Regions from separate parts of the Homo sapiens genome. Here region 1 is linked to region 2. Evidence: read pairs that join two places in POLR2A ChIA-PET (ENCODE). Cell type or tissue: PC-9. All regions are shown on one strand. Links, peaks and the distances in the headings refer to the core of each region. The heading gives the core; the rest is flanking DNA.

What was found. Peaks named below come from ENCODE experiments on the same cell type or tissue, not always from the same donor. Only the 100,000 strongest peaks of a DNase experiment are listed, where the experiment ranks them.
Region 1: POLR2A ChIA-PET joins it to region 2 with 6 read pairs; 2 of 35 experiments call an interaction of 5 or more read pairs at or near these places.

The regions. Positions count from the first base shown.
Region 1 is chrX:65,916,379-65,924,563 of GRCh38, reverse strand. No RefSeq gene overlaps it. Among named protein-coding and RNA genes, the nearest start is that of MIR223HG, 95 kb to the left of the region's middle. In PC-9, for the core only: no CTCF peak of the experiment used is centred there; no DNase peak of the experiment used is centred there.
Region 2 is chrX:65,638,982-65,647,166 of GRCh38, reverse strand. It overlaps a transcript of MSN not described here. Among named protein-coding and RNA genes, the nearest start is that of MSN, 25 kb to the left of the region's middle. In PC-9, for the core only: no CTCF peak of the experiment used is centred there; DNase peaks (open chromatin) are centred at 2,066, 3,346 and 3,996; H3K27ac peaks cover 3,041 bases.

The DNA.
Region 1 (8,185 bases), core at 1,094-6,093, 280 kb before region 2:
ACAAAAACAAAATCCCCCAAAAAAACCCCATCCAAAAGACAGCAACCTCATAGATCAAAGGTAGATAATCTCACAAAGATGAAAAGGAATCAGTGCAAAAATGCTGAAAACTCAAAACTCTAGAGTATCCCCTTTCGTCCCAATGACTACAACACCTCTCCAGCAAGGGTTCAGAACTGGGCTGAGGATGAAATGGCTGAAATAACAGAAGTAGGATTCAGAATGTGGATAAAAATGAACTTTGCTGAGCTAAAAAAAAAAAAAAAAAAAAAGCATGTTGTAATTCAACACAAAGAAAGTAAGAAGCAAAATAAAAGAATGCAGAAGCTGACAACCAAAATAGCCAGTATAGAGAGAAACATAACCAACCTGACAGAGCTAAAAAACACACTAGGAGAACTTCACAATGCAATCACATGTATTAATAGCAGAATAGACCAAGTGGAGGAAAATATATCAGTTTGAAGGCTGTCTTTCTGAAATAACACAGACAGACAAGAATAGAGAAAATAATTAGAAAGAATGAACAAAACCTCTGAGAAATATGGGATTATGTAAAGAGACAAAATTTATGACTGATTGGGGTACCTGGAAAAGACAGTGATAATGGAACCAATCTGGAAAACATATTTGAGAATATCATCCAAAAGGAAGTATCCAACCTAGCAAGACAGGCCAACAATTCAAATTCAGAAAATGTGCAGAGCCTCAGTAACATGTTCCCAAGAGAAGATCATTCTCAAGACACATAGTTATCAGATTTTCAAGGAGGAAATGAAAGGAAAAAAATGTTAAGGGCAGCCAGAGAGAAAGGCCAGATCACCCTCAAAGGGAAGCCTGACTAAAAGCAGACCTGTCAGTGGAAACCCTACAAGCCAGAAGAGATTGAGGGTCAATATTCAACATTCTAAACAAATAAAATAAAGTAAAATAATAAATACATAAAAATTTTCAATCCAGAGTATCATACCTGGCCAAAATAAGCTTCATAAACAAAGGAGAAATAAGATCCTTTTCAGAGAAGCAAATGCTGAGGGAATTCATCACAAGACCTGCCTTGTAAGAGCTCCCGAAGGAAGTGCAAAATGTGAAAAAGAAAAACCATTAGCAGCTATTACAAAAACACACTGAAGTACACAGACAAGTGGCACTATGAAGCAACCACAAAAACAAGTCTGCAAAATAACAAGCTAGCCTCAAGATGACAGGATCAAATCTACACATAACAATACTAACTTTAAATGGCAATGGGGTAAATGCTCCAATTAGAAGACGCAGAATGGCAAGCTGGATAAAGAACCAAAACCCATCAGTACACTGTCTTCAAGGAACCCATCTTACATGCAAAGACACACACAGGCTCAAAATAAAGGAATAAAGGAAAATTTACCAAGCAAATGCAAAACAGAAAAAAAGCAGAAGTTTCAATCCTAGTTTCTGACAAAACAGAGTTTAAACCAACAAAGATCAAAAAAGACAAAGAAAGGTATTACATAATGGTAAAGGATTCCATTCAACAAGAAGAGCTAACTATTCTAAGTACATATGCTCCCAATACAGGAGCACCTACATTCTTTAAGCAAGTTCTTAGAGAAATTCAAAGAGACTTAGACTCCCATACAATAATAATGGGAGACTTTAACACCCCGGTGACAATATCAGACAGATCGAGACAGAAAATTAACAAAGACATTCAGGACCTGAAGTTAGTTCTGGATCAAGTGGACTTGATAAATATTTACAGGACTCTCCACCCCAAAACAAAAGAATATACATTCTTCTCATTTCCAAGTGGTACTTAGTCTAAAATTAATTACATAATTAGAAGTAAAACACTCCCCAGCAAATGCAAAATAGCTGAGATCATAACAGTCTCTCAGACCACAGCATCTTCAAATAAGAACTTAAAATTAAGAAATTCATTCAAAATCACACAACTACATGGAAATTGAACAACATACTACTGAATAACTCCTAGGTAAATAAAAAATTAAGGCAGAAATCAAGAAGTTCTTTGAAACTAATGAGAACAAAGAGACAACGTACCAGAATGTCTGGGATGCAGCTAAGCAGTGATGAGGGAAATGTATAGCAATAAATATCCACACCAAAAAGCTAGAAAGATCTCAAGTTAACAACGTAACATCACAGCCAAAAGAACTAGATAACCAAGAGCAAACAAATCCCAAAGCTAGCAGAAGACCAGAAATAACGAACATCAGAGCAGAACTGAAGGAGCTAGACACAAAGAAACCTTCAAAAAAAATCAACGAATCTAGGAGTTGGCTTTTTGAAAAAAATAGTAAGATAGACTAAAGACAGAAAATTCAAATAAACACAATCAGAAATGATAAGGGGAATATCACCACTGACTCCACAGAAATTAAAAAAAAACCATCAGAGAATATTATAAACATCTCTATGCACATAAACTAAAAAATCTAGAAGAAATTGATGAATTCCTGGACACATACACCCTCCCAAGATTGAACCAGGAAGAAATTAAATTTCTGAAAAAAACCAATAACGAGTTTTGAAATTGAGGCAGTAATAAATAGTCTACCAACCAAAAAAAGCCCAAGACCAGATGGATTCACAGCTGAATTTTACCTGTGGTACACAGAAGAGCTGGTATCTTTCTTACTAAAACTATCCCAGAAAAATGAAAAGGAGAGACTCCTCTCTAATTCATTCTATATGGCCAGCATCATCCTGATACCAAAACCCATCAGAGACACAACAAAAAAATAAAACTTCAGGCCAATATCTCTGATTAATATTGATGAAAAAATCCTCAAAAAACTACTGGCAAACCAAATCCAACAGCACATTGAAAAGCATATTCACCATGATGAGGTAGGCTTCATCCCCAGGATGCAAGATAGGTTCAACATATGCAAATCAATAAATGTAATTCAGGAGGAAGATGGTGGATAGGAGGCAGTACTAACTTGCAGCTCCTGCTCAGACATACAGAACAGCATGTGGAGACTCACATCTTGAACTTTTGCTCCAGGAACTACCACAGGAACACATGAGAAAAAAACAAAAGAATTAACAGGCCATTTGAAAGAGGCTTGTCACTGCAACTCCGTGAGACAGCCAAAAAACTTTGAGTGCCCAAAGCGTGAGACAAAGAAAGTACACCTCCAAACACACATCCTCACCAGGAAACCTGAAAATCCTGGTCACAAAAGAAGAATTTAACCTTACTTAGAGATGAAATGAATTTAGAGAGCAGAAGGAAATATAAAAGTAAAAGAAGCAATGGGAACAGAACTGTAGGCACTCTTGGCACCCAAAAAAGCCTAAAGAAGCCATTTCTGACTTTATCACATAGAAGCCCTTGGGGAGAGCTGCCAGTAAATTGGAGAAAGAACACAGGGAGAAGGAAACTTTCAGCTGAACTTTGTAATATTTCTACCAAATGTGAATTTACCTGGAGAGAATTGGGGGACAGGGGGAGTTGAACAGGAAGTGCAGTCATGAGCATGGAAGCCACAGAAGGTGGAAAGGAGTGAAGCCCTGCTTGCTTTCTCACTGGGGAGGCTTGTAGCCTAGAGCAAGTTCCCAGCCCTGCTCACTGGCTGCCTGGATATAAACTCAATTCTGTTGGGGAAGCATAGCAGGAGTGAGACTTGTTGTTCTGGCTATGTGGAAGCTGGGTGAGACTTGTCACTGCCAGTTTTTTTCACACTTCCCAGGAAACCTGTATGATGCAGCAGAGGCAGCCATAATACCCCAGGAATGTAACTCCATCAGCCTGAGAAATACAACTCCACTGAAATACAACTCCACTCCCCACAGCAGCTGCAGGAAGCCTCACCCAAGGAGAGTCTGAGCTCAGACATGCCTAAACCTGACCCGACCTGATGGTCTTTCTCTACAAGCCTCCCCAACCCCCACCATAGCAAAAGACAAAAGACATAATCTCCTGGGAGCTCTATGGCCTTTCCCACTATCTGAGAAACCTGAATATTTATCCAGGCAACCCTAGGGCAAGCTTGTATTCTCCCTATACTACAGCAGCTGATGCTCTCTTGAAAGCACCACCTCCTGGCTGGAGGCCAGGCAAATTGAACCCTTACAGCAATTCATGACAGAAAAATTTTATCCCGAGAAAAGAAATCAACAGCTAACTCCACTGCCTGTAACATCCTGACTAACCAGAGGTCCTGAGTCTATCGACATGACAATTTTACTGCCAGCACAACCAGCACTTGAGAAAACCAGCACAGTAAATAAAACTACAACCAAGGTCCCACACAGAGTGCGCTTCACTGCCCTGATACCTCCACTGGAGCAGGTGCAGGTATCCATGGCTGAGAGAACTGAAGACAGATCACATCACAGGACTTTTTGCAAATACTCCCCTGTACCAGCCCAGAGCACAGTAGCTATGCTGAGTGACTAAACCCAGAAAAGAAATAACAATCATTGCAGTCTGGTTCTTAGGAAGCCCCATCCCTAAGGGAAGCGGAAGGGCACCACATCAAGGGATCACCCTATGGGACAAGAGAATCTGAAGAGCTACCTGGGAGCCCCAGATCTTTCCTCTGAAATAGTATATCTAAATGAGAAGGAACCGGAAAAACAATTCTGGTAATATAAGAAAACAAGCTTCTTTAACACGCAGAAAAGATCACACTAGCTCACCAGCAATGGATCCAAACAAAGAATACATCTCTGAATTGCCAGAAAAAGAATTAAGAAAGTCAATTATTAAGCTACTCAAGAAGGCACCAGAGAAAGGTAAATATCAACTTAAAGAAATGTTTTGTTTTTTGTTTTTTTGAGATGGAGTCTCGCTCTATTGCCCAGGCTGGAGTGCAGTGGCGCGATCTGGGCTCACTGCAAGCTCGGCCTCCTAGGTTCATGCCATTCTCTTGCCTCAGCCTCCCGAGTAGCTGGGACTACAGGTGCCCACCACCACACCTGGCTAATTTTTTGTATTTTTTAGTAGAGACAGGGTTTCACCCTGTTAGCCAGGATGGTCTCTATCCCCTGACCTCGTGATCCACTGGCCTCGACCTCCCAAAGTGCTGGGATTACAGGCATGAGCCACCACGTTTGGCCTAAAGAAATGTTTTAAATGATACAGTGTATGAATGAAAAAATCTCCAGAAGAATAGATGGCATAAATTTAAAACAATCACAACTTCTGGAAATGAAAGACACATTTAGAGAAATGCAAAATACACGGGAAAAACTCAACAATAAAATGGAACAAGTAGAAAGAACTTCAGAACTTGAAGACAAGGCTTTTGAATTAACCCAATCAAACAGAGATAAAGAAAAAATAATTTTAAAATATAAACAAACCCTCCAAGAAGTTTGGGATTGTGTTAAATGAACAAACTTAGGAATAATTGGTGTTCTTGAGGAGGAAGAGAAAGCTAAACGTTTGGAAAGCATATTGGAGGGAATAATTGAAGGAAACTTCCCTGGCCTTGCTAGAGATCCAGACATCCAAATACAAGAAGCTCAAAGAACACCTGGGAAATTCATCTCAAAAAGATCATTGCCTAGGCACATAGTTCTCAGGTTATCTAAAGAGAAGATGAAGAAAAGTTCTTAAGAGCTGTGAGGCAAAAGCATCAGGTAACCTATTTAAAAACACCTTTTAGATTAACAACAGATTTCTCAGCAGAAACCCTAAAGCCTGTAAGTGATTGGGGTCCTATTTTTAGCCTCTTTAAACAAAGCAGTTGTCAGGCAATAATTTTATATCCAGCAAAACTAAGCTTTATAAATGAAGGAAAGGTACAGTCTTTTTCAGACAAATAAATACTGAGAGAATTCACCACTATCAAGCCAGTATTACAAGAGCTGTTAAAAGGAGCTCTAATCTTGAAACAAAACCTCAAAGTACACCAAAATAGAACCTTCTTAGAGCATAAATCTTACAGAACCTATAAAACAATAGCACAATGAAAAAAAAACCTAGCACAATGAATAGAATAGTATTCTATCACATCTCAATACTGACACTGAATTTAAGTGGCCTAAATGCTCCACTCAATAGATACAGAACAGCAGAATGGATAAGAATTCATCAACCAAGTATTTGTTTTCCTTGAGAGACTGACCTAACACATGAGGACTCAAATAATCTTAAGGTAAAAGCATGGAAAACAAACATTCCATGCAAATGGAAACCGAAAGTAAGCAGGAGTAGCTATTCTTATATCCGAAAAAAAAGACATAAAACAACAATTAAAAAAGACAAAGAGGGACATTATATAATGATAAAAGGATTAAACCAACAGGAAAATATCACAATTGGAAATATATATGCACCTAACACTGGAGCTCCAAAATTTATAAAACAATGAACACTAAACCTAAGAAACAAGATGGGCAGCAATGCAGTAATAGTGAGGGACTTCAAAACTCCACTCAGAGCACTAGCCAGGTCATCACCACAGAAAGTCAGCAAAGAAACAATGGACTTAAACTATACCCTACAATAAATGGACTTAACAGATATTTACAGAACATTCTACCTAACAACTGCAGAATATACCTTCTATTCATCAGCACATGGAACATTCGCCAAGACAGACTACATGATAGGCCACAAAAGAAGTCTCAACAAATTTTTAAAAATCGAAATTATATCAAGTACTCTCTCAGACCACTGTGGAATAACATAGGAAATCAACACTGAGAATAACCCTCAAAACCATGCAAATACACGGAAATTAAATAACTTGCTTCTGAATGATTGTTGGGTCAAGAATAAAATCAAGAAGGAAATGAAAAAAATTGACTGAATGATAATAGTAAAAAACAAAACAAAACAAAACAAAACAAGAAACCTATCAAAACTTCCGAGATACAGTAAAAGCAGTGCTGTGAGGAAAGTTTATGGCATTAAATGCCTATATCAAAAGTCTGAAAGAGCATGAATAGACAATCTATGGTCACACCTCAAGAAACTAAAGAAACAAAAACAAACCAAACCCAAAGCCAGCAGAAGAAAAGAAATAACAAATATGACAGCAGAACTAAAGGAAATTGAAAAAAAAAAAAAACAAAAGATAAATGAAACAAAGAGCTGATTCTTTGAAAAGAAAAACAAAATTGACAGACCATTAGTGAGATTATCCAAGAAAAGAAGAGAGAAGATCCAAATAAGCTCAATTAGAAATGAAACAGGAAATATTACAACTGATACCACAGAAATACAAAACATCATTCAAGGCTACTATGAAATACTTTATGTGCATAAACTAAAAAACCTAGAAGAGAAGAATAAATTCCTGAAAATATACAACTCTCCAGGATTAAACCAGGAAGAAAAAGAAACTCTGAAAAGACCAATAAGAAGTAGTTAGATTGAAATGGTAATTTAAAAATTGCCAAAAAAAAAAAGTGCAGGAACAGATGGATTCACAGCTGAATTCCATCAGACATTCAAGGAAAAATTGGTACCAATCCTATTGACACTATTCCAAAAGATAGAGAAAGAGGGAATCCTCCCTAAATCATTCTGTAAAGCCAGTATCACCCTAATACCAAAACCAGGAAAGGACATAACAAAAAATGAAAACCACAGACCACTATCCCTGGTCAACATAGATGCAAAAATTCTCAACAAAATTCTAGCTGACCAAATCCAACAACATATCAAAAAGATAATCCACCATGATCAAGTGGGTTTCATGCCAGAGATGCAGGGATGGTTTAACATACATAAGTCAATAAATGTGATACATCACAAGAACGGAATTAAAAACAAAAATCACATGATCATCTCAGTAGGTGCAGAAAGAGCATTTGACAAAGTCCAGCAATGCTTTATGACTAAAGCCCTCAACAAAATCGGCATAGAAATGACATAAGGTAATAAAAGCCATCTATGAGAAACCCACAGCAAACAGTATACTGAATGGGGAAAAGTTGAAAACATTCCCCTTAAGAACTGTCACAAGACAAGGATACCATAGTTCACCACTTCTATTTCACAAACTAGTGGAAGTCCTAGCCAGAGCAACCAAACAAGAGAAAGAAATAAAGGGCCAGTTTGGATAACTGGTAGAGGGGAAGTTAAACTGTTCCTGTTTGCTGATGATGTGATTGTATACCTAAAAAACCCTAAAGACTCATCCAAAAAGCTCCTAGAACTGGTAAATGGATTCAGCAAAGTTTTAGGAAACAAAATTAATATACACAAACCAGT
Region 2 (8,185 bases), core at 1,405-6,404:
TACTACAGTTTGCAAATATACAATTATTTGAGTCTTGAGTTGATTAATGTCTGTCTCCCCAAGTAAACCATAAGTTTCATTAAGGCAGGAACAGTGTTTGCTTTTTATCTCTATTGAAAACCAGTGTCTATAATAAGAGTGAATGAGAGGTGGTGAATTCACAAAGGGCCTTGTACCTCATACTAGGGTTTGTTTTTTTGTTTTGTTTTGTTTTGTTTTGAGATGGAGCTTCACTCTTGTTGCCCAGGCTGGAGTGCAATGGTGCGATCTCGGCTCACCACAACCTCCGCTCCCCGGGTTCAAGAGATTCTCCTGCCTCAGCCTCTCGAGTAGCTGGGATTACAGGCATGCACCACCACACCCATCTAATTTATTGTATTTTTAGTAGAGATGGGGTTTCTCCATGTTGGACAGGCTGGTCTTGAACTTCCGACCTCAGGTGATCAGCCCGCCTTGGCCTCCCAAAGTGCTGGGATTACAAGCGTGAGCCACCACGCCCGGCCATACTAGGGGTCTTGAATGTTATCCTCGGGATAATGAGAAACTGCTTATAGTTTTAAAGCAGGGAAGTGACTTGATCAGGTTTTTGTTTTTAGAAAAGATAATGTCACATGCCAAAGGAAGACAGAATTGAGGGGATGAGATGAGATGGGGGATATAGAACTCAGTTTGGAAGCCATTGTAACAGCTCAGGCAAAAAATAATGAGGATGTGAGCTATGTTATCGTTATCTCCTCTGGGCCAGCTATCTCTCAACTCATTCATCTCTCAACTCATTCCACAAATGATTTGAAGTAACTCACCACAAGAAAGCAATAAAATTGTAAAATTAAATAAACACAACTTTAAAATCAGGATGAGAGAAGTGAAGATCAGGAAGTTAAAACTGAGGAACCCTGTTGAGGGGAGAAATGAAAGAGGAGAAATTATTAACAATAGAGTACAGACATGGAAGCCACAGGTCACATGCAACTGAGCTGTGAAAAGGGACACCCAGTTTTTATTGAACAAAAGGAAAAGATATACTCATGCTTCAGTTATGGACTTGGATGGTAGTAGAGGTTGAATATTCATTATCCAATATGCTTGAAACCAGAAGTGTTTTGAAATTATGATTTTTCCAAATTTTGGAATATTTGCATTATACAAATTGAGCATCTCTAATCCAAAAATCCAGAATTCAAAATGCTTCAAAATCTGAAACTTTTTGAGTGCCAACTTTTCGGATTAGGGATACTAGACCTATATTAGAAATGGGGAGAAGAGGATAAATTTGAGGGATTAAAGAGGTATTACAGAACAGATAGGAATTAGTGATTAGAAGCCCTATAATAGTACCAACTTGCGGAGCAGAAGGAAGAGAATGAAGTTTTTGGACATGGTGAATTTGAGGTACCCATGAACCATCAAGGTGGAGGCAGCTGGGCAGTTTTATCTCAATGTTTCCTCCTTCATCCCTGCTCTGTTTCACCTCACCAAGCGTTTCCTCTATGTTGGAGCCACACCTAAGCATTTCCACATAGATTCAAAGTTCTGTGTCTTTGAGCCTTCTGCTCCTCAGTTTTATAATCTTTTTCCACTTGACCAACTCATACTCACTCTTCACAATACAAGTCAAATGTCATTTTCTGAGAAAAGAAAAGCTGTCCCCCTCACCACCACCCCCGCCCCGCCTACAGAAACTCCCTTTCTTCTCTGTGCCCCCGCAATGCTTTGGACACTCAACTCCCGACAAACATGCTTTAGGGAAAATCCATGGGAGCAGAAAGAAAGGAAAATCTGTGCTATCGAGACCTGGGAGTAGGAGGGTTCATTACATGAAGCCCAGAAGAGAGGTAGGAAAAACTCCACTGATACAGATGAGAGCAATAAGCAAAGCAGAGACCTTGAGGGATGCATTGTCAGAGGCCAGCTATCAGCTATCAGAAGCGAGGAGGGTCCTGATAGCTCCAGGCTCAGAGCAGCCTGGGAAGCACACTTGGGGAAGGATAGCCTGAAGGCCTGCCAGCCTAGGCCTGGAGTCTACATGGCTCAGCCTAAACCAAGCCCAGACAGGGGAGGGTGGGGCTGGGCCTCCTCCCAGCCCAGTAGCCCAGGGATGACTCAGGGCTTGGCATCAGCTCCAGTACTTGGCAGTTTGTGCTAGAAGAGTGATTGTTAGCTCTGTTCTGAGATTGGGGGTAACTCTAACTTTTCCATTGTTTTTAAAATCCCCCTCTGTTTGCCCTGGAGTTATGAGTGGCTATTTAAATCCCTTCATGGTGTTCTGACACCTACAGGGAAAAGTCCAAATTCCTTAACAGGGCATATATGATCAGTCTCATCTCTTGTCCCATCACCCTGCTCTCCAGTAATCCCAAGCCCTGGATTGGACTGAAAAGCCATGTTGTCTGCCTCCTCTGGGTCATTGGACATGTTTCCACTGCCTAGAATGTCATTCCCCTAATGGCTTCCCCCACTTACCAGGAGAACTATTACTTTTATTCTAGTCTCAGCTCACCTCATCTGAGAAGTCCCTGACCATAGCTGCTTCCTCAGTCTGAATTTGATTCCCCCTGCCCTGAGCTGCCACTGTCCCTTGAGCTTCCTTTTTTCTTTGTACTCAAATAGTATTTGTGGGATAAATAAAACATAATGTCCTTTTTATGGGATTATGGGGGTCAGAGAGGTGGTTGGTCAGTGATACGCAGTTCTGAGACGACGGAGCTGGGCATAATGATGTGCTAAGTTTGAACCCCAGCTCTGCCACTAATAAACTGTATGATCTTGAATCAGTTATTTTACCTCTCTAGGCCTCCATCTTTCCATCTGTTTGATGGTGGGATAGGACTAAGAAGTGTCTATGGTCCCTTCCAGCTCTGATATCCTAGGATTTAGGGGAAAAGGTAAAGGAACTCATGGGAGAGAAGGAAAGAATATATGAAAGCCAGCCTACCACCACAAAGGATGTTACAGATTTAATTGGCAAGCATCCTGTGACCTTTTCAGCCTGGCAGGTACTGCTTATTATTTATAACATTCCATCCTGAAGTGCTATACATATCACTGAGCCCTTTTGCTAATGTTATTCCATTTTGCAGCAGCCAGTGAGAGAGGCAGAACAAGGATTTAAAAGCTGGCCCCATTTTACAGAAGAGAAAACTGAGGGAGAGAAAAAAGTGGTTGTCCCAATCAGTGCTCAAATAACTTAAGGTCTAAATACTTGCAGTCACCCTGTGTAGGGTGACCAACATTTCCAGTTTGCTGGGAATGCAGAACTTTCCGTTTCAAAACCAGGAAAGTCCCAGGCAAACCAGAAAGTTAGGTCACCTTACATAGGTAATTAGCTTTCCAGCCCTCAATCACCCTTGAGACAATGGGTTGTAGCCAGGGAGCAATGGAGTAATACCATACCTTCCCAGTGGGTCCCACCTGACAGGGGACCAAGAAGCTAATCCAGCCCCTTTTTCTTCTCCCTCAAACTAGATTACATCTAACTAGGCTTCTCTTGGTTTAGTGATTCATAGCCCTGGCTGCACATTAGAATCACTTGGGAAGTTTTATAAAAACAACTATATCTGGACACCACCCCAGGCCAATTAAATTAGAACTTTCTAGCTTGAGTACAGTTGCTAGAACTTTCTAGCATCAATATTTTTAAAAGCTCTCTGGGTGATTCGAATGTGCGCTGGGCCTAGGAACTATGGAGCCTAGCTGGTTCTAAGATTTAACCACAGAGTACTTGGGCCCTTGAATAGAAAAACCCCTCCCCAAACGTCTCCTCCCACTCTTGCCTTGCCCAGCCTCCCAGCCTACAAATCTTCCTCTAGACACTCAGAAGCAGTCCTGTGCAGAATACAGAAGCCCTTCCCTACCCCTCCCCTTTCCTGGCAGCTTAAGGTGATCCTCTTCCCGGAATCATTGGCATTTTTGCAAAGGAATTTTGGAAAGCATTCAAGATTCAAAGTACAAAGCACTAATGAAAAATCAGACATTGGGGAGGTATCTTGAAACAAGGGAATAGGTCTAGTGCCCTTGGGAATCACACCACCTAGGTAACCACCTACCTATTCACCCTAATAACAGAGCCAATTTAAGCTCTCTGACTCAGAAGAAGGGAAGAGGAGGGAGGAATTCTAATCTAAGGGCTAGAAGACCTGCAGTTTCCACAGGTCAGATGCTCTGAGATAAGGGAGAAGCGAGTGGGATGGGGTGGCTAGGGAGGGGAGATCTCTCTGAGGGGATAGGGGTGGGAAGCTAAGCTGACTGGCCTTTGCTCTAACTCACAGCAGATCCCATTGGTTTTTTTTCCCTGAGGCCCCTGCCCTTGACTTTCCCATCAGCCTCAGGCAGGCCATGCACGTCCACATTTGTCAAGTCTGAGCCTCTCAAAAACTAGAAAAGAATGGACTCAGAGGTCATCTAACTCCCTGACCATCTCCTTACACACCTTCAGTGATGAGAAGCTCACTCCCAGTCCCTAGCTAGACAGCCTACTCAATCACAGGAGAGCTAGGGATTCAAAGAGCTGCATTTATATAAGTCAAAATCAGTTTCCCTGAGATTTACATTCTCTCTGGCCCAGATCCTTCAACTGTTTCCCTGACTTGAGTTCCACTCCCTCTCAGCCTACTTGCTTCCCTCTGGACAGACTCCAGTTTGTCACTTGTTTGTGTGACTTGTCTATGACTTGTGTCGCTTTGTGTGGTATGCCATGCCCAAACCTGGACCCTGGCGGACTCTGCCCAATGTACCTCCTTTCTTCCAAAATAATATATTTATTAGTATAATCCAGGATAACACACACACACACACACACACACACACACACACACACCATAATGTACACTCTACATTCTGGTTTATAACCTGCTTTTTTTCACTCAACAGTATTCTTGGGCATCTTTGCATGCCAATTAATATAGGTCTATTTCACCATTTTATGTGGCTTCATAGTGTTTCATTGCATGGATGTATTATAGTTTATTTAACCATTCTGCTAACAAAGGACACTGAGTTGTTTTCGTTTCTTTCTTTTTTTTTTTTTTTTTTTGAGATGGAGTTTCGCTCTTGTTGCCCAGGCTAGAGTGCAATGGCACACTCTCGGCTCACCGCAACCTCCGCCTTCTAGGTTCAAGCGATTCTCCTGCCTCAGCCTCCCGAGTAGCTGGGATTACAGGCATTCACCACCACACCCAGCTAATTTTGTATTTTTGGTAGAGACAGGGTTTCTCCATGTTGGTCACGCTGGTCTCGAACTCCCAACCTCAGGTGATCCACCTGCCTTGGCCTCCCAAAGTGCTGGGACTACAGGCATGAGCCACCGCGCCCGGCCAACACTGAGTTGTTTTCAATTTTACACTATCAAACAATTTTATGATAAATAACCTTAGGCATATATTTCTACACGCTTAGCTATATTTATTCCTCAGTAAACAAATTTTAAATTTTGATACATGATTTCAGTCTCCAGAGACAGTTTTCTAGCTTCCATTTCCATGAGAAATGGATACAAGAGCTATTATCCCCACATGCTCATCAACACTTGGTATCATCAGTCATTTTACTCTCTGTCAATATGCTAAAATATATATATATATATATATATATATATATATATATATATATATATATATACTTCACTTTTTTTTTTTTTTTGAGACCGAGTCTCACTCTGTTGCCCAGGCTGGAGTGCAGTGGCGTGATCTCGGCTCACTGAAACCTCTGCCTCCCAGGCTCAAGTGATTCTCCTGCCTCAGCCTCCCGAGTAGCTGGGATTACAGGCGCACACCTCCATGCCCAGCTAATTTTTGTATTTTTAGTAGAGACGGGGTTTTGCCATGTTTGCCACGCTGGTCTCAAACTCCTGACCTCAAGTGATCTGCCTGCCTTGGCCTCCCAAAGTGCTGGGATTACAGGCGTGAGCAACCACACCCAGCCTATCATTTGTCTTTTGAATTTGCTTTAACTTTTGCAACACAAAATAATTTTTATTTTACATTTATGTAGTCAACTGTACCACTAAAATAATACTTATTTTATTATTTCTGTCTTATGCCAAGATTTATTTATTTATTTATAGACAGATTCTTGCTCTGTCCCCCAGGCTGGAGTGCAATGGCGCGACCTTGGCTCACTGCAACCTCCGCCTCCCGGGTTCAAGCAATTCTCGTTCCTTAGCCTTCCAAGAAGCTGGAATTACAGGCATGAGCCACCACGCCCAGCTAATTTTTGTATTCTTAGTAGAGACAGAGTTTTGCCATGTTGCCCAGGCTGATCTGGGACTCCTGGCCTCAAGCAATCTGCCCACCTCGGCCTCTCAAAGTGCTGAGATTACAGATGTGAGCCACTGCGCCTGGCTCTGTGCTAAGATTATAAAATTATTAATACATATTTCCTTCTAGTACATTTAGGCTATCATACCTTTCCTCCTTTCTCTGCCCTCCATCAGAACTCACCATCTGCTACCCACTCCCCTCTGCTTCCTACTAGACTGATAAATTAAAGCTGATAAACTGAGATATGATAATATCAGGCCACGGAGTATGCTGTTCTGATATTTTAATAGTGAATTATTGGAGAAGCTAGTGTTATCCCACAGAAGTATCTCTCTAACGGTGACATTTTGTTTGTTTGTTTTGTTGAGATGGAGTCTCACTCTTGTTGCTCAGGCTGGAGTGCAATGGCACTACCTCGGCTCACTGCAACCTCCACCTCCCAGGTTCAAGCGTTCTCCTGCATTAGCCTCCCGAGTAGCTGGGATTACATGTGCCTGCCACCATGCCCAGCTAATTTTTTTTTATTTATTTTTAGTAGAGACGGGGTTTCACTATGTTAGCCAGGCTGGTCTCAAACTCCTGACCTCATGATCCACCCACCTTGGCCTCCCAAAGTGCTGGGATTATAGGCCTGAGCCACCACGCCCAGCCAATGGTGACATTTTGAGTGCTGAAACAGGAACGTGAGGGAAATGATTTGGAGGCAGCAGATTCAGGGAGGTGGGGTGGTGTAATGGAAAGTGTATCAAGTTTAAAGATGAACAAATCTGCATTTTGAGTCCCCACACTAGCTGTGTGATGTTGACAATTTATGTCCCCTCCTAAGACCCCCTTTCTTTATCCATAAAATAAGAAGACTACCATGTGTTCTTTATGATTGTCACCTGTTTGCCATGTGTGTCCTTCCTTTCTGGTCTCATTCACTGGGGCACCCCTAGCATCTAGCACAGCACCTGGCAGATAGTAGGTGCTCAGTAAATGTTTATAATCTGAATTAATGGATACGTGAGAAAGTAGCTGGCAAACAGTAAGTCCTGTGTATAATGGTTCCCGTGCTTACCTTCCCTCTCAGAATCCTCCCAGATCAGGCCTAGCCTTCAGCTACCTCTCATGAAAGGAAGCTCTTAAATTTCTACTCCCTCCGACATCAAATAGTAAGGGACTGCCTTCTGCTTCCTGATTAAGATGTTGAGGTAGCCAAGAATCCCTGTACTAAGGAGGATCTGGAGGCAAAGGGGGACTTCACTCTGTTTCCCTTGGTGGAGCAGGTCATGCTGTCCAGGAGGTGCCAGTCTTCTCTAAGAGCAACACACAATACCCACATGCTGGCTTAGAAACCAGGAACCCTGGAGTCCACACCCTTCCCACTTCCCTGGCAGACAGCAAACCTCCAATTTGGGAGATTCCGATTTGGGTTCTGGCTCTTTCGCTTATTTACCCTGCAACCTTAGAAAATGAGCTTTCAGGCCAGGCACGGTGGCTCACGCCTGTAATCCCAGCACTTTGGGAGGCTGAGGCGAGTGGATTACCTGAGGTCATGAGTTCGAGACCAGCCTGGGCAACATGGTGAAACCCCGTCTCTACTAAAAATATGAAAAATTAGCTGGGTGTGGTGGCGGGTACCTGTAATCCCAGCTACTCAGAAGGCTGAGGCAGGAGGATTGCTTGAACCTGGGAAGCGGAGGTCGCAGTGAGCCAAGATCATGCCATTGCACTCCAGCCTGGGCAACAAGAGTAAAACTCCATCTCAGAAAAGAAAAAAAAGAAAATGAACTTTCTCTTTTCTGGACCTCTATTGATTCTTCTGAAAAATGAAGCTTATAATACCTGCCCTATTTCCCTCAGGAGGAGCCAGGAGGAGCAAGTGAGATATCTAAAGGTCCACAAATTTGTTCTAGCATGCAGAGTTATTTCATTGCATTTTTACC